Regions from separate parts of the Homo sapiens genome. Here regions 1 and 3 are each linked to region 2. The links are chromatin loops, found by intact Hi-C in ENCODE. Cell type or tissue: mammary epithelial cell. All regions are shown on one strand.

Region 1 (8,000 bases), 50 kb after region 2:
TTACATAAATCATTTCACTTAATCACAACAAACCTGTGAAGTAAATATTATTTTCCTCATTTTATATATGAGGAAACCAGGGCTCAAGAGATTAAGCAAACAGACCACAGTGACAGAAGTGGTAAAGCTGGAGTCAGGCTTTAAATTCAGGCCTGTGCTCTTTCTGCCACACCTCACTGCCTTTTACTTGTTATGAAAACTGATTTCATTTATATCTATCACTGAGAGAAAGGAAAAAAGAGCTTACCTTCTCCTGTAGGTTACCCACGTAGCCCAGATACAACCGGATGGCTTCAATTAAGGTTATTAGGATGATAACAGTGATCACAATGAATTTGTAGTAGTCAGGTAAGATTGAATACTAAAAGAAAAGCCAAAACATGTTTGTAAAATCTCATGTATAGTAACATTGATTTAAGATAGAAAAAATTATTAAGAACTTGAATTTTATTGACACTCTAACAACGTCAGGGCAGCAAAAGTATTAAAGCTTAGATTTACCTTCATGTGAAGCATCATAATGCTGCTCACCCACCACAGTGGGAAATAGTAGGTATTAAAATAAAGTGACATCTGCAGTGCCAAACTGGAGACCATTTCATTTTCTACAGAAGGAACAGAAAAGGAACAAATGATGAATCTTGGGTTTATGCCCTATATATATATATCCTATTCCCTAGAATTAATAACTATAATATTGGCTCAGTAAAACACCAAATTTTATGCCTATTTATAATCATTGACAGTAAAAGGAATATTCATCCTAATACCAGTTAGGTCAAATATTGGCTATTTGGGGGTACGTTTCATATTTTTCAATTATTTTACCATTTTGCCATTACAGTCTTCTGACTTTTTGGCATATACTACTGGTATAGATTTAATGTAGAATATCAACATAAATCCTATTCAACAGATAATTATCATTGCCTCTTTTGTAGAATTCTATGTAAATAGCATATAAAATTAATGCATAAAATAAATAAAAATGAATCTCCCACAGATAAACTAATCTTATACAAAAACGGATTACCAAGGTTATAATTAGACACATCTCTCTTTTCAGCATACCCTAATCTTAGCCATTCTTTAAAGTCCAATTCAGTGTCATCTTTTCCATCAATACTTCCTTCATCAGTTCCCCCACCTCAGCAGAAATACCTTTCCCCTTTAGGTACTTACCACTCTAAACTGTCAATAAGAAGTGCTAGCAAAGAACCACACTCCCCTCCCCAAAAAACAGTCTGGTGTACTGAACAGATCATGGGCTTCAGAGTTCAAGCAAATCCGAGCTCCCCAAACCTCTGTGACCCTGGATGTCAGACTTGACATGAATTATTTAAACTCTTTGAGCTTCTATTTCTTCATCTGTAAAATAGTGAAATTAAAACTTCCTCACAGGCTGTTTGTGAGAATTAGAGCCAATATAAATTATTTCATCCTAGCACTGTGCCTGGCACACTTAGTAGGCACTCAACAAATATTAGTCCTCTTTCCTTCTTCTCTTCTACTTATCTACAGGCTCATTGCAAGCACACACCATGTCCTACCCTAATTTGAGACCCTCATAGAATCTAGCATCTTGCTTTCCACGCAGTGAATATCAAATACACATAAGAATGAATTAATGAAAGTATACTGTCATAAGGACATTACTAGCATAGCCATTTGTGATACATGAGTTCCATTTACCTAAGGTTGATTCCATAACACTTTCTGCTTTTATGTAAGAGAGCAGGGTCCTAGATTAAGAATTTGATTTTTAAAATTGAGCCCTACAAAATACATCCTAAATTTGACTAAATTCTTAAGAGCAGACACATATATTGAAATCAGTTGCTGTACACGTAAGATTTTAAAGGCTCTAAAATAAATGTCTTAAAAACATTATTTTCTCCTTTTCTCCATAGCTGAGTGTTTTTATCTGTCACTTAATTATTTTAAAATATAAGAAATAGTCATGGTCTCTCACAGCAAAATAGTTTCTTTTAGCTCCAAGAATATGCCTGATTATTATGATCTACTTTTGCTTGCAACTGTTTATTAAATTACCACTGATAAAGGAATGAATTCTTAAAATCTGTTAAATCTGAAGACAACTCACCAGCCTAGGATCTTTTCGATAGCAACAGTACAAAGCTGCGGACATGGTAATGACATAAACTTGTTATTACAGTACAAATAATCAAACCTACTTCCAATCCACAAAGAAGAAAATTTGGGAAAGAATAATAAATTGGGCAAGCTGAACATTTCAGTACCTTTGAGAAGAAACTGTAGTCAAATTTTGCAAAGAATGGTTTTCATGTTAGAAGTATTGTGTGTTAACATCTTAAAGGTTATGCTATGTCCATATTTCAGCAGATCAAACTTATAATCATGGAAATGAAAATCAAATTAATATGTAAATGAACCTTAAAAGCGTAAGACATAAACTTACTAAATTTTGCAAAAGTTCAAGTTGAGTTCTGTAAATGGAATTTAAATTAAAACATACAATATAAATCAGGGATAGGTAAACAACTGGCCAGCTGCCTGTTTTTGTACAGTCAATGAGCTAAAAATGTTTTTTCACGTTTAAATGGTTAAAAAAGTAATATTTTTTCCACACGTGAAATCCATATGAAATACAAATTTCAGTGTCCATAAAGTTTTATTGGAACACAGCCCTGCCTATTCAATAACTATTGTCAATGGCTGCCGTGGAGACCATATGGCCTACAAAGTCTAAAATATTTACTATCTGGTCCTTTTCAGAAAACGTCTTTTTACCTTGTATTATCAGACGTTAGTGCTCATTAAGCCTCATCCTTGGAACCAGAAACGTGAAAACCTATTTTTTTCACATTTTTCTCTGTACATCCTAAATCATAAAGGCCTACATTTGGGAAATAGGCAAGTGATCAAGGTGACAAAATGCAGCTTTGGGAACTGCCTTTACTTTTCTCTGTCCCTTTTAAAAATTCTCTAAAACCAAGCAGAGGAAAAGATTGATATTTCCCAGCAGAGTTGAATGATGAAAACCACATGGGTTTGGTTGACAGTGTGTTGTCTACCATCATGATGTAGGAGGAGGAAACTGTTCTGGAGGAAACTGTGTTATCACTTGACATCAAGTTAAAGGACGCAGAAGCATCATGGTATTTTGTTACCTTATGATAAGAGTTACATATAGGGGAGGAGGAGAAGGCAGGGAAGGGGTGAGTTTTGTTGAACGCCCGGCTAGTATGGCACATGCCAGTGGGAGTGGATGGTGGTTTGAAAGGACTCATTAACTTTTTTTTTTAATGTCTTCTACGAGAAAATGGCCTTGCTTAGGAACATACTTGTTCTGCTAGGAAAAGGGAAAAGGCAAATTTGTTCCCTGGGGTGGGGGTGGGGACGGGGGAGGTGGGATTGCTTGGGCTATTCCTCGTCATCCTGGACAGAAAAGCCGGGGCGGGCGCCGCAGAGGCAAAACAACTTGGGCCTTCGCTCTCGCGGCGCGCGGGGGACCAGCCTGTGCAGCAAGGGCGGCTTTTATCTTTTTATTTTTGGGGTTTCTCCGGGACAATGATGGGCCTTGCGCGGCACAGAGATCGGCCCCACGTCAGCTGCCGCGCTTGCAACAAGCTGGCCAGGGAGCACCACGCGGAGACCAGGCCCGGCCGGGGGCGGGAGGCCGCCAGCGCCTCAGCTCCCTGTCCGGCCCGGCCCCTCCTCCAAGGCGCTCTCCCGCACTGCGGAGAACTGGCTGAAGGCGACATCGCCATTTTAGGTACGGGCAAATTCTGGACGCTCCAAAATCCACGCCAAGCCCTCGGCAGGCCACACCCCCTGCACCGGGCCTCGGTCACTCACCCGGACCCTCATTGGACTCTGGACCGGTCCGATTGGAATCACTGAACACGGCCCGGCTGAAGTTTCCCAGCCGCTGGCGCACCGGATCCGGCAGCTCCATGCCTGGGCCTCAGTATCCCTCACCCCCTCAGACACGGGCTAGTCTGCGGGCGCTCCGAGGCTCCGTGGTTCCCACGGCAACCGGGCGGCGCGAGGCCGGCGGGACCCGGGAGCGCGCGGGGCTGCCCGGCTGGGCTGGGTCTCGTCCGGAGCCCGCGCAACCTGGAAGGGACCGGCGCGCTCAGAGCGCGTTCCAGGCCCAGGGAGCCGCGCGCCTCGGCCGTGTACAAAACGGCAGATCCCTTAGTTCTGCTTTGAGCTCGACCATCCTAAAAACAAACCTATACTAAGAAATGAGCTGGGGTTGGACTGCGATACAAGGAGCCCTCACATTTGCCAGTGGAACTGTAAATCGGTACAACCTTTCTGGAGAGAAATAGAGAACGAATGCAGAGCTTAAAGAATGTCTAGAGGTGTAGGGGTGTGTGTGAGAGAGAGAGACATCATGTGACTGATTATTTTTTAATAAGAAAACAGCAATGGGCAACTGATTAAATGTACTGGAGCACATACATTCAATGGAGTATGTTTCAGCTGCTTATAAAATGCTTGCAAAGGATATTGAATGGTATAGTTTAACTTTATGTAAAAATACAGCAGAAATAAAACTAAATGAGAATGAACCTAATTTAGCAAAATTTATGTGTATGAGTGGAGGGGAGGAGAGAGCGTGTGCACACTGGCTTGAAAAAAAGAACTGGAAAAAAGTCCAAAATGTTAACAGTCGTTTTCACTGGATAGTGGGATTGTAGGTGATTCAAAAATTTTTAAACGTCTTATTTTCTAGCTTTCTCTCAAGATATATTACTTAAAAAAAACTAAGTGTAATACACATACAGAAAAATTGTACACCTTTTGTAAGTAATATATATTACTTAAGAAATAAGTGTAATATATATACATAGACTGAAATCTGTATGTGTAATCAGCACCCTGTTCAAGAAACTTTACAATATTCCCAGAAACTCCCCCTTCCTATTTCCTTTCAGTCACTAAACCCACTCCTCACTCATAACTGACCTTTCCTGAATTCTAACAGCAAAGGAGAGTTTTGCCTTTTTTTTTTTAAATCAGAACATTTATTGTGTGACTAATCTAAAATTTTTTTTTTTTTTTTTTTTTTTAGACAGAATCTTGCTCTGTCACCCAGGCTGGAGTGCAATGGCACAATCTCGGCTCACTGCAACCTCCGCCTCCTGGGTTCAAGTGATTCTCCTGCCTCAGCCTACCGAGTGGCTGGGATTACAGGTGCCCGCCACCACACTCGGCTAATTATTGTATTTTTAGTAGAGACAGGGTTTCGCCATGTTGGCCAGGCTGGTCTCGAACTCCTGACCTCAAGTGATCCACCCGCCTTGGCCTCCCAAAGTGCTGGGATTACAGGTGTGAGCCACCGTACCTGGCCTGAAATTCTTAAGATGAACTGGATGCTGCAGCAGCTGTCCTCTTGGGTTTAGGTGGCATTCCTTTAAAAAATCCATGCCTTAACCTGCTGTACACAATTTTTAAGTGCCTCATTCGACCAGTCCCACTGGTATATTTTTTAGCCTCGGCACTCCAATTATACTTTATCTTGGCTTGGGAGGGTAGCCGCGTTTGCCACAGGCGGACTTTTGAAGGAGTTAGAGTCACAGGGCAGCACTAGCTGTGCATCTTATCGCACCACTTTCTAGATGATGACACTCCCTTTGTCATCTTGCTTCTGTTTTGCATATTTATATAAAAGCAATCATACTGTAAGTACTTTTTTAAAAAACTGGCTTTGTCTTCAACATTACTTTCATGAAATTCCTTCATGTCATTGAGTGTAGATTCTTTTGCCTTGCTCTTTGTGATCATACCACAATAAGCTTACTCATTCTACTGTTGATGAGTGTCTGTATTTTCTAGTTTGGAGCTGTTGTGTATAGTGCTGCTTTGGGGAAAAGATGCCTCTTGGTGAACATATGCATGCATTTTTGTTGAGTGTATATCGAGAGTGGAATTGCCGTGTCATAGGATACGAAAGACCCAGCTTTAGTAGAGGCTGCCTACAGTTTTCCAAAGTGATCAAACCAATTTCTGCTGCCTCCAGCAATGTGTGAATATTTCCATTACTCCATATACTTCACCAACACTTGTTATTTCTTATCCTTTCCTTTTAGCCCTTCTGATGGGTGTGTGGTAAAAGTATTATTTTTACAATCAAAAGGAAAATTACACATTTATATAAATGCAAGAAGAAGATATGGGTGGAAATAAGTTCATGACTAGAATTTTAAAATAATTACACAAACGTTTATTGCATTCCTACTGCTTATTTGGATATCGTGCTAGGCTAATTAGGGATATGGTCCCTCCTCATCAAGAAGCACAGCTCAGTGAAAGAGAGACATGGAAACAAGTAAGTGCAAACACTGTTATTAGACGTGCTCTATTAAAGGACCACGTCTTTTAATTATTAAAGAAGCAATTAATTCGGGTTGAGGATGTCAGGGAAAAGCTGGTTAACTTCTGCTTCATTTCAAGATGGAGTTCAGACCTGAGAATCTCCAAAAAGGCTTCTAGGACCTTCCTGAAATAGCTTAGGTGCTCTCTTCTGTGTTTCCCAAAGCATCTTCCTCTTGTTTCTTTGGTCACAGTGCTGGTCACTCTATACTAAAATTGTCTGTTTATGTGTCTGTGTCTCTTGCTAGTCCTCAAGCTCTTAGAGGTCAAGAATGGACTTTCATCTTTATATCCCCAACACTAGCACAGTGTGGTACCTGGCCATGAGTAGGAGCTGGATGACTGTTGAGTGAGTAAAAGGAAGAAAAAGCCTAATGACCACTCTCTTGTCTTCCCCTTCTAGTTCAAGGACTTAGCTAGCCCTTTAAAAGGTTCACTTTGTAAAATGGTGAATTGGTGTATTAAAACATAGTGAATCATAACAATTTAAAAAACCTTAGCAACAGAGAATCACTTTTCATTTATCAAATGAACCGAGATTTTTTATAAACGGAACAGTGAAGCAGGAGGCCTCAGGCTCAGCTGTTGAATTATAATTTGGCCAACCGCATTGAGACAAGTAATCGGCAATGTATAGAAATAGCCTTTAAAACGTTCCTGCCTCCTTTAACACGATAAAATCTTAAGGCGTGCTCTATTAAAGGAAAATAATCATAGAAACAAAGTTTTATACACCAAATGCTTCTCCAACATTATTGATAATTGTTTAGAAAAGAGGGGAATGGGCATTTGAAGTGCCCAACCACAGGGCCTCATTAAGCAGATTACGATATTTATGGCAAGGTGTTGGGCTGCAGTAGAAAGAATGTCCTTGGAAGCTGAGAGGGCAGGGTTCAAATACCCTAAAATTCTCGATGTACCACTTAACAGCTGTGTGACTGATTTCAGATACTCGTTTTGTAAAGTAAAAATAATGATATCTTACTGTTGTGGTTGATGTGATATTATATCATTAAGGCTCTCTATACATGATAGCTACCATTTACACATCAATTAAAATGAAGTTTATGAAGAAACAACACCTAGAGTGGAGTCAAATAATGCTGGTATTTAATTTTGTAAATTCAACTGGACCTGCTAGGTAATACCTCTGTTGCTTTCCTAATAAAGACAGTGGAGGCAGTTAAGCATTAAAGCACTCCATTATGTTAACCAAAAACCTATGTGAATTCTTATCAAAAACCTAAGTGAATTATTTTAAAGATATTTTCCCCTGGCATTGAAAAAAGATGCAAGATACCTTCTTCAGATTGTAATTATGTTATCAAAATCCTGGAGGAAAAAAAGTGATAGAATTATGGGTATTTTTCCTTCTAATTTTATTATTCAAATTTCCTATATGAGCGTACATTTTCTAGTTAGAAAAAAATCTTGTTAAAAATAAATTGAGAGGAAGAGGCAATGATGATGCAAAAACATTAGAGAAGATAATTTGAGAGGAAAAAAAATGTGGTTTGGAATGAGTCCTGCCATTATTGATGTATCATAAATGGTCCAAGGGGCTCAAAAAAACTTTCCAAATGTTATCTTATTAGTTGATACTCCCAATATTTATAGGCAATTACATTAGAAAT
Region 2 (8,000 bases):
TATTTTCTCAAAAAATACTTACCTATGATGTGCCTGACAATATGCTAGGGATGGGTATAAGAGCATAAATCTCTGAAGGTGCTTTTGAGGGCCCATTAGGAAGGGGCGTGTTACTTAGTTCCCTTTAAAAAAAAAATTCCTTTGTGTTTCAGGAGTTGGATTATCCTTTAACTACCTGGGCCTGCTGATTGGAGTTGCTGTGCTTACTGCAATCTTGCATATGTTAGCATTGGTCTTGTGTGACTCGTAACTAGAACGTACGTGAGGAAGGCAAATTCTCTGGGTCAGAACACAGCATCACTGGAGTTCCCACTTACAGCACCTACTTTTGACCTGAGGAATTTCTTTTTTTTCTCTCTCTGAGACAGCGTCTCGCTCTGTTGCCCAGGCTGGAGTGCAGTGGCAAGACCTCAGCTCACTGCAACCTCCGCCTCCTGGGTTCAAGTGATTCTCCTGCCTCAGCCTTCTGAGTAGCTGGGACTACAGGTGCGCACCACCACACCTGGCTAATTTTTTGTATTTTTAGTAGAGATGGGGTTTCGCCATGTTGGCCAGGCTGGTCTGGAACCCCTGACGTCAGGTGATCCACCTGCCTGGGCCTCCCAAAGTGCTGGGATTCCAGGCATGAGTCAGTATGCCCGGCTGACTTGAGGAACTTCTGTAAGCTCCCTCCCTTCATCTCCTGCCAACCTAAGCTGCATGCCAAGGTTCCAGATGGTGCTCAGGGCAAGAAGGTTCATCAGAGTTAGGAACCACAGGTGTGGAGGGAGCAATCAGAGGCCTGCTGCCTCCCTGATGTCTGTCCATAAAGCAGGGTGGGAGAGAGGACCACCTTGTCTCCTGTTGGAGGTGCCATCAAGTCACATAGATTCTCTGCGAACTTAGGAAGAAGCAGCTTGAGTCCCATCCTGTGCATCATCCTTGTTGTCTGTGATGTAAATTATGCTGGGCTCCTGACTCTTTCCCTGGGAGAAGGCCTGTATGCTGTATGTTCTGCATCAAGACCCAGCCTGTAGTCCCAACAATGGGCTGAGGTAGATCTCTGGTGACTCAGATACTCCAGTGATGAGTGTGGTCTGCAGGAGGTGTCCAGGGGAGCAGGAGGCACACGGCACCAACTTGGAAAGTTAATGAATGAGTTTAGTGATGGACACACAAGGAACTGTTAACATGTTTTAGAAAACTTACTTGGCCTCAGCACTTTCTTCTCCTTTTAGGCTGGGTGCGGGGTGAGACCTCCTCCTCCTTTTTCCTTCACCCTCAGTTGTATTTTATTGGATTACAAGTTTGTATTTATTTTGTATTACAAGATCCTGTCTTCTGTTCCTGTTTTGGCCACTGTCTATGCCAGGCTGCTATTAGAGCCTGACAGCTTCACCCTAAATAAAAGAAAACCTTTTATGTGTAGTTTAAAAAAATAAACAAAAACCTCTGTAGACCTTTTTAAAATCTACCAGCAATGTTTGACTCCTTTACTCTTAAAAGTGGGGCTATTCCCATTCCTCTGTTTTAGGCCTACACTTGTCATTTTGCAGGGGAGACCATTGGAGAGGATGCTAGAGGTCTTAAATATGGTTCTCACCCACGGTTTGCTTGCTTTTATTAGACTGAGCTAAAGGGTGGGGGAATTCACATGCCATGAGAGAATAGATACTTGCCTGTGCTTGCATCTCATGGAGGTAAGAGTGGGAGAAATTTGTAAAGTAGATCAAGAAGAAAAACTTTGAGTTAGGCAGGGTGGGTCCTGAGTTTCTGGAAGCAGGGCCACATTCTCTGCAGTGCCAGGCATGGGCCTGTTTTCTAGAAGGAACTCTTTTACTTAAAGGAAAGCTTCAGGATGAGGGGTGCCTGTAAGCTGGCCTTAGCGTTTTGAGAGATGCAGAGCTAAATGGGATTGGCAGCTCTGATCTTGCTGCAGCAGCCTCCTGGCCCAGCTCCCACATCTTAACCTCCCTGGAGAGCAGCCTAGTCGGCAGAGTGGAGCTGGGGAGAGCTGGATGGGATGAGGTGCAGGACCCTACTGAGAGGAGGGGAATGCAGTGTCTCCACAGACCCAGCTCTGGGGGTGGGAGGAGCAGATTCCATGCCTCCCTCGTGGAAAGCAGAGGCATCAGGCATGGGGTGCTTTTGTGTGAATCGTGGCTGCATGAAGCATGTACTGGCTTCCATGTTGAGCCCTGGTAAAGGTATGAGGCAAACAGTGTGCAGCTCTGTTCCCACTGCTCCCCAGAATGTAAAAGGTGGCACAATATAGCTGCGGTACAGGATGGTAGGGCTGCCCACTGGGATGATCCAGAGAAGTGCTGGGCCATAGTCCCCAGGTGTGGTCTGTCACCAGGCTTTCCATCATACTGTAGGTTTTGAAATCTTTAAGGTCCCGCTCTTAAAATGCAAATACTCCTGTGAGGTTTGAGGTTTTATTATCCTATATCCTAGATTTGCCTTTAATAAAACAAAAAACCCAGCTTTATTTATTTATGTATGTATTTATTTATTTATTTTGAGATGGAGTCTCACTCTGTCGCCCAGGCTGGAGTGCAGTGGCACGATCTCAGCTCACTGCAAGCTCCGCCTCCTGGGTTCACGCCATTCTCCTGCCTCAGCCTCCTGAGTAGCTGGGACTACAGGCACCTGCCACCACGCCTGGATAACTTTTTTGTATTTTTAATGGAGACAGGGTTTCACTGTGTTAGCCCAGGATGGTCTCGATCTCCTGACCTAGTGATTTGCCCGCCTTGGCCTTCCAAAGTGCTGGGATTACAGGCGTGAGCCACTGTGCCCAGCCGAGACCCAGCTTTATTGAAGGTCCAATTTGCATATCATAAAATTCATTTTGAGTTGTGCCACCATCACAATCCAACCTTAAAATGCTATCACTCCAAAGATACTCCTACTTGTAGCATTCCCATTCCCATTCCCACCCTGTCCCTGTCCCAGGCAACCACTAATCTTTCTGTCTCTATGGATTTGCCTCTTGACATTTCATATAAATAATACAATATGTGGTCTTCTGTGTCTTGCTTCTTTTGCTTAGTGTAATGTTCTTGAGACTCCTCCATATTGTAGCATAACAGTAATCTGTTCCTTTATATTGCTGAGTAATATTCCACTGCAAATACCACATTTTCATTCACTGATGGTGAACATTTATTTCTAGGTTTGGGCAGCTATGAATAATGCAGCTATGAACATTCATAGCTTCTGTTCTTATATGCACATATATTTGGAGTATGTGCTTATTTTGGGTAAATTACTTCTAAAAACTGGCCGGGCACAGTGGCTCACGCCTGTAATCCCAGCACTTTGGGAGGCCAAGGCGGGTGGATCACCAGAGGTCAGGAGTTCAAGACCAGCCTGGCCAACATTGTGAAAACCCGTCTTTACTAAAAATACAAAAATTAGCTGGGTGTGGTGGTGGGTGCCTGTAATCCCAGCTACTCGGGAGGCTGAGGCAGGAGAATTGCTTGAACCTGAAAGGCAGAGGTTGCAGTGAGCCGAAATTGCACCACTGCACGCCAGCCTGGCCGACAGAGCAAGACTCCGTCTCAAAAAACCAAACAAACTACCAAACTATTTTCCAAGTCAGTTGTACCATGTTACAATCTCATCAGCAATATATGAAAATTATAGTTCTTCCACACTTTTGACATTTGTTATTGTCTTTTATTATAGCCATCCTAGTGAGTATGAAGTGGTATCTCATTGTGGTTTTAATTTTCATTGCCCTAATGCTAATGATTTTGTGCATTTTCTTTTCATGTGTTTATTGACCATTCATATATCTTTGATAAAATGTCTACGTGGCTGTTCCTTTTTAAAATCCAGAGACAGAGAGATGGTCAATTTCCCTGGGAGGTGTAGAGGTTTATCGGGTTCACTGTTTGATCCCAAGTGCTGAGTACAAGAGTCAGAGAGTAAAGGGTCATGTATTAGCGTCCTGTGGCTGCTGTAACAAATTGCCACAAACTTGGTGGCTGAAAGCAACACACATTTATTCTCTTTCAGTTCTGCAGATCAGAAATCTGAAATCAGTTTCACTGGGCCAAAATTAAGGGGTAAGCAGAGCCTGCAGGGGCTCTACATTTCCTTGCCCTTTCTAGCATCCAGAGCTGCAGTGTTTGCATTCTTTGGCTCTTGGCCTCTTACCCATCTTCAAAGCCAGCAGCATAGCATTTCCAAATCTCTCTCTCTGTCTGCTTCCTTTGTCATATGGCTTTGTTTGTCTTCTGTAGTAAAATCTTCCTCTGCCTCTCTTTTAGAAGGACCCTTGTGATTACATTTAAGATCCATCTGAATAATCCGGGATAATCTCCCCACTCAAGGGCTTTCAGTCACACCAGCAAAGTCCGTTTTGCCATGTAGGGTAATATTCACAGGTTCCAGGGGTTAGGACCTGGCTGTCTTTGGGGGCCATCATTCAGCCCACCCAGTCAGTAACCTGTGAAATGCACGTGGCCCCATCAGCTCATGGTTCGGGGTTGGCTGGTCTTGAGGAAGACATCAGGCTGAAGGAAGTCTTCTGGAGGTAGGCCCTGGAGGGAGACCAGAGCCAGTCATGCTAGAGACCTCTCACCTCTTTCTTCTGACTCATCTCCTTTCTAGAAACTATGATATGAGGCGTTTGATAGCACGTGTGAGCCTGGAGGTGCTGAGGCAGCTAGCACTGTTACCAGGGTGGCGGCGGGGACAGGACCAGAACTTGGGGCCTCGCGCCCAGGTCCTCCCGTCCTTGCCTTCTCCCAGCTCCCCTCCAGGCTAACCACCTCCACGCGGGGGCCGGGTGCTGCTGCTGCCCTGAGAGCTCAGCCCCTTTCCCGGGGCGGGCACCGCTTCCCGGTCCCGGGCCTCTCTGCTCTCCCGAGGCGATAGCCACCCTGCGATCTCTCGCGCGGCCAGCAGGGGCCAGCATCCCCCGCGGAAAGGGTCGCTGGGCTGGGCTGGCCGAGAGCCGGGGATCGGCGACCCCGGGCGCCGCTGCCAAGCCCCCTGCCGTGCGGGCTGCTGCTTCGCCGTCCCAGCCCCGCAGCCTTTTGTGTCTTTCCACTTCTCCCCTGGCCCGCTGCGCTCTCGCTCTAGAGAAGGCAGAGACTGCCTTGGGTGTGGCAGCCAGGAGTGGACGGTTGCGGGCTGGGAGGCTGGCCGGGTTTCCTCCCCGTCGCGGACCTGGAGGAAGGGCTGGGTGCGGCGGGAAGGCCCCGGAGGGAGAGCTGAGCCTGGGTTGGTAGCATGGTGAGGAATAGCGGCCTCAGGGGCAGAGATGTCCGTTTCTTTGTGCACCGAAAGCTCTGAGAAGGACATCCCGATACCAGTGAACTTCTAGATTTGGAATGAGCTTCTTACCGAGCATCTCACATTCCAAAGTGCATCTGATTCGGAAGTCCTCGTGGTTCTACCTTCGGAAGGTGGGGGTGGGGTGGGCTGCCTGGGTGCAGAGGGCTGAGCCAGGCTGGTGGGAACTCCTCAGCGTCCAGCACCTGTGGGGCTGCAGCAAGCTTTTGCTGCTAGGCTCTAAACGAAGCCTGTAATTAAGGCCTTAGTTTAACTGGGTGCGCTCTCACTTTTATCTGTGGCCTGGCCTGAGCGGTTGCCTCCAGCAGCCTCAGCTACCCTCACTGCTTTGCCGCTGAACCCAGGAACGGCTATTCCACTGCAAGGGAGCTAAGACCTTCATTTGTTGCACCAACGTTTTCCTCATGGCTTATGTCTCTAGCCTCAGAGAAATCAGAGATTAGAGCCCAGATCTGGGGTCAGAAAAAGACCCGGGTGTTAGATCTGACTTTGCTACTAGCTGGGTGGCAGAAGATGGGGGAACACTTCGCTCCTTTCTACCTGTTTCCTCCCCTTGTTAAATGCGGAGGCTAATGACACTTACTGCAGATGGGGAAGCTAACAGCACTTACTGCAGAGGGTGTTGTGAGGAATCACTCAGCAAATTCTTGTAAAGGGCCAAGGTTAGAACTCAAGCCTTTTAAAATCCCATCTCTTAGTCTGGGCGGATCCCAGGAAGGTGTCAAGTCCAGCTGATGGGCATAGGTGTGTCCGTGAGGCAAGCCTGCTCTTGATGGAGCACGACAGGAAATGCAGCCTGGCCCAGCTGACAGACCTATCTACAGCGCATGTCCTCACAGGACCAGACCCTTCTGCTCCCCTTGGCTCCAGCTCCTAGATCATTCTCAGCAGTTCATTCCACGTGTAAGTGCACGCCCTCAGTTACTGTAGGAGCCAGACCACGTGGGTTCAATGTCAGCCCAAGATCCACCAGCCATGAGGCTTTGGGAAAGTCACTTCACCTCTGTAGGGACTGATTTCCCCATCTGCAAAATGGGCAGAGCGTGACCCATCTCGAAGCATTGTGGTAACGCATGGGGTGCTGCTGAATGGGACTCATTGCACTCTGCAACCTGGCTCTGGCGATTCAGACCGTGAATGCTTGGATTTTGATGGTAAGGCCAGAAAATGTTTAAAGGAGAGAACCCAGGATAAGTTGGGCCTTCTGGTGAGGTTCTTGCTACTCCTGGACAGCGTGCCCGTGTCTGTAGCAACTCAGGGCGAGGCAATGCTCTGGGGTTCCCAGACATCTGTGAGCGTGACAGCTGGTCCAAAGCTGTCTTGGATGTGTTTGTCCTCTCTAATCAAAAGAGTCCCTCGTGATGCCAAGATGGAACTCTGCAGACAGTTTGAGGAGAAACTAAATTCTGGTTTTGAAGTAAACTTGGCCTCAGTCTTTAAGGCAGATTCACAATCTATTATGAATAAAGCTGCTAGGAACATTTGTGTACGACTTCATATGGACATATGTTTTCACTTCTCTTGGATAAATATCCAGGAGTATAATTTTTGGGTCATGTGGTTTCCTTGCTTGTAGAATTTCTGACTGAAAATTGTAAGATAGTTGGATAATTGTTCCCTGGAGGGAGACATTTCAGATATGACAGGGAGAATGCCACAGGTATTGGGAGTCAGAGGTGGTTTTCATGAATATCAGGCAGCATTTCTGTAGTTGAGGGGTCTGCCTTCCACCTTGACTCAGCTCTTGAGGGCAGCAGCTGCAGCTGCAAAGAGGCAGGCCTTGTTGTGACCCTCAGGGGCCCCTTACTTACGTCACTGAAATCCACATCACTTGTTTCTTCGGAATGTCCTGATTATCAGCATGGTTCAAGGAATAGTTGAGGCCTTTGTCCTCAGGTTGGCCTGGGTCATGGTGACTTGCTGCTCGGGCAGGGCCCATGTTTCTGACCTCCTGACCAAGTTTCTTGACCAACTGATTTGATAGAGCATCAGAATTTTCATTAACTCACTTTCCCGGCTGTCACAACAAGGGATTTTACAAGAAGCTTAACCAGGGCTAATGCTTTTAATCACTACAAACTAACTTATTTTACACACTAACTTATTTTACAAACAAACTGTAATACTTAATTTTCATGTAGTCTGCATAAGCTCCTAACCTGAGAGAAAAAGAGAATGCATACAATCAACCCAAATGCCATTGTATATTGTTTTGAAATATTGTTTTGCTATGATCATTTTAAATGAATTTATATTTATTCTGTAAAAATAGAGATGGGGACTTGCTATGTTGCCCAGGCTGGAGTATGGTTGCTGTTCACAGGTGTGATCATAGCACACTGTAGCCTCTAACTCCTGGACTCAGCTGATCCTCCCACCTTGGCCTCCAAGTAGTTGGGACTGCAGGTGGGCACCACCGTGCCCCACTCATAATCATTTTTGAATACTAGATTTTTCTCAGGTCCTGATGAAATGGTTTTCCTTATGCAAGCAAAGTAAGGTAAACGTTTCATAAAACCAGAACATGATGAAAATAGGGGAGAGTGGGGCTCATGCCTGTTACTGTGAGTAACTGAATAGTGCCTCTGTCTTCTACATCAGCCTGTAGATAGTTACATATAATTAATCAGGCCAAGGTACTGTGTACTCTGGTCTCAGGAAAAGCATCTACCAGCGCTGCTGTGACCTTATTTAATCCTCACAACAAACCA
Region 3 (8,000 bases), 730 kb after region 2:
AGCAGTCACCAAATGCCTGGAGATATGCCCAGTAAAGGGTAGAAACACTGCTGCTGCACCAGGTTCCTCACATGTGAAGACCAGGGCAGCCAAAGCTCCTAGACCAGGTGAGCTGGTGTGGGAATCTGCCTCCCTCTCACTCCTTAGAACCAATGGAGTTGAATCCCACCCTGGCATGAGCTGGGGCACTCAGGAAAGTCAGTGCAGACTGGCTTTAGATCACAGTGCCATCCCTGTCCACAAATCTTGCCACTTGGGGAAAACCATGGCTCTCTAGCAAATCTCCTCCCTCTCTGGTTCCACAAAGGGGGAAAGCCCAATTTCAGAACCCATGGCTTGAATGCACTCCACAACCACCACTCAGTTCTGGATGTGGGGGCCCTTCCCCACCTCCAGTCCCAGCACTCCATTCTCCAGCCCAAGAATCTCTAATGCCCATGGCTACTGTTGCCAGGTTACTGAATCCTGCCCAGTTTGTTGTGAGCCAAGATTGAGAAGAGCATCCTCCTGTTAGATCCCAGGTCTGAGAAAAATACTGGAGCATTTCCCAGCATTTTTCTTTCTCAGTCTCCTGGCCTCTCGCCATGTTAGCCCCAGGGCTTAGAAGGGCCGAGGTAGTTTCCCATGGCCTGGGTGGCATGGTTTCTCAGAGGAAAGGTAGATCACAGAGGTACACAATTTGCTCCTCTACCATATCGGGGACTTCACTCACAGTTCTCAGCCAGATGCTGCTACTCAGGGTGCCTTCTCACCTTTTATTTTCCAGGATTTGAATTTCTGTGCTCCTTCTTGAATAAAAGAGCACTATATGACTGTGCACTGTTTTGTGTGTGTGTGTGTTTTTTTTTTTTTTTGCTTCCAAATAGGTGAAGCATGCTAAAAGAGTCTCTGATCTGCCGCCTTGGGGGAAAAAAAAGAGAAGTCCTTTATTTCTTTATTGATCTTATCTTATATCTGGTGGTCCTATCCATTATTGAAAGTGGGCTATTGAAATCTCCTACTATTACTGTGTTGATATGTATTTATCCCTTCAATTCTGTCAATGTTTGCTTCACATATTTAAGAGCTCTGATATTTAGTGCATAAATATTTATAATTACTATATCATCCTGGTGAATTGACCCTTTAATCATTATATAGTATCCTTCTTAGTCTCTTGTGACAGTTTTTGACTTAAAGTCTATTCTGCCTCATATTAGTATAGATATCCCTGCTGTCTTTTGGTTATTGTCTGCATAGCATATCTTTTTTCATCCTTCAAGTTCAGCCTTTATGTGGTGTTAGATCTAAAGTGCTTCTATGCAGCATATCACTGGATCCTATTTTTATTTTTTTTATCCATTTAGCCAATATGTCTTTTGGCTGAGGGGTTTAATTGCCTCACTTTAAAGTAATTACCGATATGGAAGGATTTTCTGTTGCCATTTTGTTACCTGTTTCCTGTATATCTTGTGGCTTTTTGGACCCTCATTCTTCTGTTACTGTCTGTCTTTGACTCCCTTCTTTGTCCTTTTGTGTGCATTGTATGGATATTTTGTGGTTACCACTGCAATTGCAGAAAGTATCTTAAAGTTATAACAAATCTATTTTAGGCTAATAACTTAATTTCAATTGCATACACAAATTCTCCTTTACAGCTGCCATTTCCCCCCTTATGTTATTGTCATAAATTACCTGTTATATATATTGTGTACCAATTAACATAGATTTATAATTGTGTGTGTCTGTGATTTACTCATTTAGACTTGTATATACAAGAATTAAAAGTGGATTTATGCACTAGAATTACAATATAGGATTCTATATTTATTTAAATGTTTATCATTAGTGGAGAACTTTATAATTTCATATTACTATGTTGGTGCCTACCATCCTTTGTTTAATTTGAGGAACTCTCCTTAGTATTTATTGTCTAGTAACATTGACTAAACAGCTTTTGTTTATCTGGAAAGGTCTTCATTTCTTCTTCATTTCTGAAGGACAGTTTTGCTGGATACAGTATTCTTAGTTGATTTTTTTTTCTTTTAGCACTTTAATCATCCCATTTCTTTTTAGCCTTCAAGGTTTCTATTGAGAAATCTGCTGATAACCTTAGTTGGCTCACTTGTACGTGATGAGTTGTTTTTCTCTGGCTGGTTTCAAGATTCTTCCTTTGACTCATAACAGTTTGATTATAATGTGTCTTGGTATGGGTCTCTTCAGGTTTATCATAGTTGGAGTTCATTGAGTTTTGAGTTTGTAGGTCCATTTCTTTTATCAGCCTTGGGAAGTCTGTAGCCACTGTTTGTTCAAATAAGCTCTTTGTCCCTTTCTCTTTCTTTCCTCCTTTTGAGACTCCTATACTACATATATTATTCTGCTCAGGTTCTGTTAATTTATCTTCATTTTTTTTCTTTTTTCTCCTCAGTCTCAATAATTCCAAATGTGCTAACTTCAAGAACACTGATTCTTCTGCTTGCTTAAGTCTGCCATTGAACCCCTCTAGTGAATTATTTAGTTCACTTATATTTTTCAGGTCCACAGTTTATTTTTGTTTTTTTTTCAAGAGACAGGGTCTTGCTATGTTGCCCAGGCTAGTCTTGAACTCCTGAGCTCAAGCAATCCTCCCTTCTCAGCCTCCCAAAGTGCTAGGATCAGAGGCTTGAGCCATCATGCCTGGCTTTATAATTTTTTGAAAATAGTTTCTCTTTGTTGATATTCTTATTTTGTTCATGCATTGTCTTCCTGATTTCTGTGCAGTTCTGTGTTCTCTTGTAGGTCTTGATCATCTTTATGAGAGTTATTATAAATTCTTTTTTAGGAAGCTTACAGATCTGCATTTCTTTAAGGCAAATTTCTGGAGCTTAATTTTGTTCCTTTGGTCAGGCCATGGTCCCGTTTCTTTGTATGCCTTGTCGTCTTTTGTTGGGATTTGAGCATTTGAAGAAACAGCCACCTTTCTCAATCTTTATGAACTACTTTTACTTAGGGGAAAACTGTGACCAGTCAGGCTGGCTAGAGGTTCTAAGACCTCTCAGATTTTTCCTGGGGATGCGTTTTCTTTGGGGTTGTATGTTTACTTTTAGTGTATCTGGGTGCTTCTGACTGTCTTCTTTCCTGTGTCTTCGCGGGAGCCGTTTCTGTTGTAGTCCTCTGCCCTTAATCTCTTGCTCCCCCTAGAGCCTGCCTGCAGAACCGCAGAGTCTCTCCTGTCTAACATGCTAAGGCATTAACCTCTGTTTTCAGTGGCCTCTAATCTTGTACCCAAACTATGCAAACTGTCATTCTCATCAGTTCCCTGAGCAAAGCACTGCAACCCACAAACAAGTTAGCATGCTGGACTTAAGTTTCACTCTATTTCTTCTGTTCCAAGGGAGGTGTCAGGCAAGCAAAATGCAATGAACTCTCTTACCCTCTCAGGCACCATCCATTCTCTTGTTTTTGCACTTGCCTGAGTCCTGTAGTCCATTAACTAATTTCTAGATTTATCACAAAGCTATTTTTATGTATATGTTACAGGTGATTTGTCTCCATAGAAAAATGAGGGCCTGGAGCTTCCTAATCTGCCATCTTGCTAATGTCACTTATGTATATTATTTCCACAGTGTGTATATAGATCTACATAGATATATATATTTGAAAACTGCAGCAGGTGAGGACTAAATGCTTTTTCCTTGACAGACAAAACATTGTACTTATTCTCACCTTGAGTCCTTTTCCCAATCCTTACTGTTATTGAATTTCTTTTTATATTCCATTAGAAGATACATATAGCATATGGACTGTCTCCTCCCAAAACTTTCTGTAATACATTCTGCTTGGATATGCTAGTACTATTTTAAGGATGAAAAGTGTAGTAGGTCCTTCTATTAACATACTTATTTTCCAGAATATCACTACATGGATCAATTGTACTCTTTGCTATTCAGTAAGATAAAATGAAAATGTATCTCTACCAGTAAATGGAGTTCTTAGATGGTTTCATTTTCAAATGTGAAAATTAGGTTTCATTGTTCATTCTTAAAAGCAAACATTTATTGAAGGTCTATTTTGTGCAGATATCTTTACTGATTGGGGGATATAAAGATGAAGCAGACATAATCCCATCCTTAATGAGCTTACAGTGTGATAACAGGGTGGGGAGAGGGGGCAGAAAAAAATAAACAAATAGTGACAACATAGAAGTAGAGAAGAGGCCGGGTGCTGTGGCTCACGCCCATAATCCCAGCAGTTTGGGAGGCTGAGGCGGGCGGATTGCTTGAGCCAAGCAGTTCAAGACCAGCTTGGGCAACATGGCAAAACCCCATCTCTTAAAAAAAAGAAATACAAAAACTAGCCAAGCATGGTGGCAGACACATGTACTCCCAGCTACTTGGGAGGCTGAATGGGAGGAGCACCTGACCTGGGGAGGTTGAGGGCTGCAGTGAGCCGTGATCATGCCACTGCACTCCAGCCTGGGTGACAGGGTGAGACCTTGTCTCAAAAAAAAAAAAAAAAAAAGTAGAGGAGAAAAGTTTTTAGAAGATGCTAAAGGACATATTTTGGGTCCTTTATATTTGTAAATATGTTTAAATTGTGTTTTCCTCAATATAAAATGAAAGTAAGATCCATAGTGGCAGCAACTTAATATGGTTATAACTTTTAGAAAGGACACCAAGAGTTAGAAAAAAAATTTATATTAACTATTTTAAATCTGATAGTCTTAGATTACAGCTATAATATGTGATTATATTTTTGAAATATAATACTGAGTGTACTCAATTCCAGGAAAGGTTCTAGATGTGACTAGTACTTTGGTACCACCTACTAAACAAAGCTTAATGTCTTAAACTAATGAACTACAAAGAAGCAGAATTTTGGTGGGGGTGGGGTACAGGATGGGATAGGGAGTGATTATAGCCTGAATGACCTATTACTTTATAATCACCTTTGTGTTCAGTTTATGGAAAGGTTAAGTGTTTGGTCTGAAAGATCCTGAATTGGGTAAATTTGAATTATTGCTCGGAAGCATGAATTACCTAGAATTTTGCTTTGTCTTCCTAGAACACAGATTTTAGACTGGGAGTCCATGTGCCAAATTCAGTTTATAGATGTTTGATCTACAGTATTTAACAACTATTTTGAATTATTTACCAACACTTAAAAATTGGGACATTTAGGGCTGGGCATGGTGGCTCACGCCTGTAATCCCAGCACTTTGGGAGGCTGAGGCAGGCGGATCACAAGGTCAGGAGATCGAGACCGTCCTGGATAACACGGTGAAACCCTGTGTCTACTAAAAATTACAAATATTAGCCAGGCGTGGTGGCGGGCCCCTGTAGTCCCAGCTACTTGGGAGGCTGAGGCAGGAGAATGGCGTGAACCCGGGAGGCGGAGCTTGCAGTGAGCTGAGATTGCACCACTGCACTCCAGCCTGGGTGACAGAGCCAGACTCCATCTCAAAAGAAAAAAAAGAAAAAATTGGGACATTTAGGTGACCTTTCATTCTGTTTTGTGCAATGGAAGCTACCCTAATTCATAAAAAAATGGAGGGATTTAGCATAAAAATCCAGTGTTCAGGCTTTTTGAAAACTCAGATTTTGCAGTATTTGGCCTCCAATTCCTAAGAGCCACAGTCTCCTTAATCAGAATGGCTACTGCCCACTTTAGTGGGGCAGGCACACTCCACTTCATCCCAGTCCCCATTAAACTCTATTATTTCTATGACATCAAGGCTGAATATCTGTTCTACTTATCAGGCTTATACTTCTAAAGGCATCAAACTATAGATCACATGGGCCAAATGCAGCCCTACATCTGTTTTTTTTATGGCCCACAATCTAAGAATGGTTTTTATATTTTCAAATGGTTGAAAAAATACAAGAAAGATATATTTTTAGATGTGAAAATTATATGAAATTCAAATTTCAGTGTCCAAATAAAGTTTTATTGGAGCATAGCCATGCTTGTTTGTTTACATATTGTCTAAGGCTGCTTTTGTACTATAGTGTCGGAGTTGAGTAGTTGAGATAGAGGCCATATGACTTGAGAAGCCTAAACTAGTTACTATCTGGCCCTTTAAAAAATTTGCTCAGCCTTGATGCAGAACAAAAGGAAAAGCTCTCCTTACCCCCCTTTAAATTTTTTCCTTTTCTTGTCTCTTTCACTGTTTTTTTGCTATCCTATCTTAACATGTTCCTTTAGATCCAGGCTAGAATTACCTTATCAAATTCCATTTCACAGCAAGAATGAAAACAGTGAAAAACTCAGGAGACCAGGGTTCTGATCTCTGTGTTTAACTATCTGTGATCTTAGACAAGTCATTTAATCTCTCTGAGCTTCTATTTCCTCATTTGTTCAACAAAAGTGCTAAATTAGATCATCTCTAAAATATTTCTTACTTTCAATTCCATGAAGTAGACAAAAAAGAAAGAAGAGATAAGCTGGGTGAAAAAAAATGTAAAGGACAAAGACTAAAGAATGATTGGGAGACTCCTGGTTGCTAGGTAGGTAGGATAGAATAATAATTGCCACCTTTATTCAGTTAGCCCATTTGCATATATTATCTCTAATTCTCATAATGACCCTTTAAGGTAGGTATCATTACCCCATTTGCAGATACAGAAACTGAGGGTCAAAGAGGTTAATTGGCTTGCTCTAAACCAATATCTATTAAGTGGCAGAAGAATCAAGGTTCATACCTGAAATGTCTGGCACAAAGCCAGTGCTCTTCCATTTCAACAAACTGCTGAAGTCAAAAGAAGAGAAGTGAGCTAAGAGAACTTATTGCTGTTATACATTTGTCTTCTGAAATAAATGGCACTGTTTCTCTGGTGATCTTATACATTATTTTTTAAACCTATCTATTCTTTTGTTGGCTTTGTGCCTTCAAAGGAGATATCCTTTCCAGTCTAAAATCTCCAAAGGATTTTCAAGGTAAAACACTTTTCAAGATGTTCAATCACATGGAAGAATGAAAATCTTTTATAATATTGTTTGTTAAACTGACAGCTCTACTTAACAGAAACCATTAAAATATTTACAAAGTAGCAGCTGCTCTTGTAAAAAAATACAGCTTTTTGGAGGCATAAAAATAAACTAGTTGATAAGTACAAGATAAGCCATTTGGTGACTTCTTTATGTACATTGCACAATATATGGAAAATTCTGATATTTACACAGCAATTATACTACAAAGCCTTTTAAGTTAAAAGGACACAGGCTGAGTAAGAACTGAACTGTTTACAAGAATTTTCCATACTGATCTTGGAAACAATTTACGGAACCCCCAAACATAATCCTTTAATAAGCTTTACATTTTAGGTGTTTTTTATTTTTTTCCAAAAAAAGCTTTGTCTTTAGAAGATAGTTACATATGAATGAATCTCTATTGAACTCAGTTGCATTTTATATTCTACTAGAATTACAGCCAAGTTTCTTATATAAATAATTAGAAGTTGTGGAAAATAGATCAAGAGAGCAAACCAACATATGTTAACAAAAATGTTTAAAAGTAACTGAACATTTGCATTTTATGCCTTTATCTGTTCATATGACATTATTTATTTATTTAGAAACAAGGCCTTGCTGTGTTTTCCAGGCTGGAGTGCAGTGGCATGATCACAGCTCACTGCAACCTCTAACTGCTAGGTTTAAGCAATCCTCCCTAGCTCAGCCTCCTGGGTAGTTGGAAGTACAAGCACGAACCACCATGCCTGGCTAATTTTTAAATTACTTTTGTAGATATGGGGTCTAACTATGTTGCCTAGGCTAGTAATTTGATATTTTATATATAAGCTAAGTGATTTTTTTTAAAAAAGTAAACATTAAAAATTTGCATTGTTGGGTAAAATTAATTTTATCAAAATAGAGCAGTCATATGTAACTTTTACAACCCAGGTTTATTCATAAGGAAAAAAGTTTATATGTACGTGAAGGTGGCTTTTTGCGAAATTTTGAGTTAATGGAAGAATGATACTGGTCATGATCCTTGATAACATGAGCTTGCTGATTTATTTAATGACTTCTACTTACTGGTAAGA

Evidence for each region. Peaks named below come from ENCODE experiments on the same cell type or tissue, not always from the same donor. Only the 100,000 strongest peaks of a DNase experiment are listed, where the experiment ranks them.
Region 1: a loop joins it to region 2, with 2.2 times the contacts of the local background. A loop is called at or near these places in 17 of 110 quality-filtered maps.
Region 3: a loop joins it to region 2, with 9 times the contacts of the local background. A loop is called at or near these places in 8 of 110 quality-filtered maps.

What each region holds. Positions count from the first base shown.
Region 1 is chr2:62,502,190-62,510,189 of GRCh38, forward strand. TMEM17 (transmembrane protein 17) reads right to left here and starts at 4,006. Exons shown (of 4, transcript NM_198276.3): 1 at 3,841-4,006; 2 at 502-605; 3 at 248-361. The coding sequence starts at 3,940. It also overlaps the pseudogene RPL37P13. RefSeq lists an enhancer at 1-92 and silencers at 2,905-3,199, 3,537-3,706, 3,917-4,186. In mammary epithelial cell, no CTCF peak of the experiment used is centred here; DNase peaks (open chromatin) are centred at 3,762 and 3,902; H3K4me3 peaks cover 1,376 bases; H3K27ac peaks cover 2,700 bases.
Region 2 is chr2:62,452,220-62,460,219 of GRCh38, forward strand. All of the region lies in intron 4 of LOC105374764 (a long non-coding RNA gene), which reads left to right. It also overlaps a transcript of TMEM17 not described here. Among named protein-coding and RNA genes, the nearest start is that of TMEM17, 50 kb to the right of the region's middle. RefSeq lists a silencer at 4,610-5,169. In mammary epithelial cell, a CTCF peak has its summit at 4,895 (motif pointing right); DNase peaks (open chromatin) are centred at 1,022, 4,612, 4,882 and 5,102; H3K4me3 peaks cover 820 bases; H3K27ac peaks cover 1,265 bases.
Region 3 is chr2:63,185,973-63,193,972 of GRCh38, forward strand. All of the region lies in intron 14 of WDPCP (WD repeat containing planar cell polarity effector), which reads right to left. Among named protein-coding and RNA genes, the nearest start is that of OTX1, 140 kb to the left of the region's middle. RefSeq lists an enhancer at 1-109. In mammary epithelial cell, a CTCF peak has its summit at 3,154 (motif pointing left); no DNase peak of the experiment used is centred here.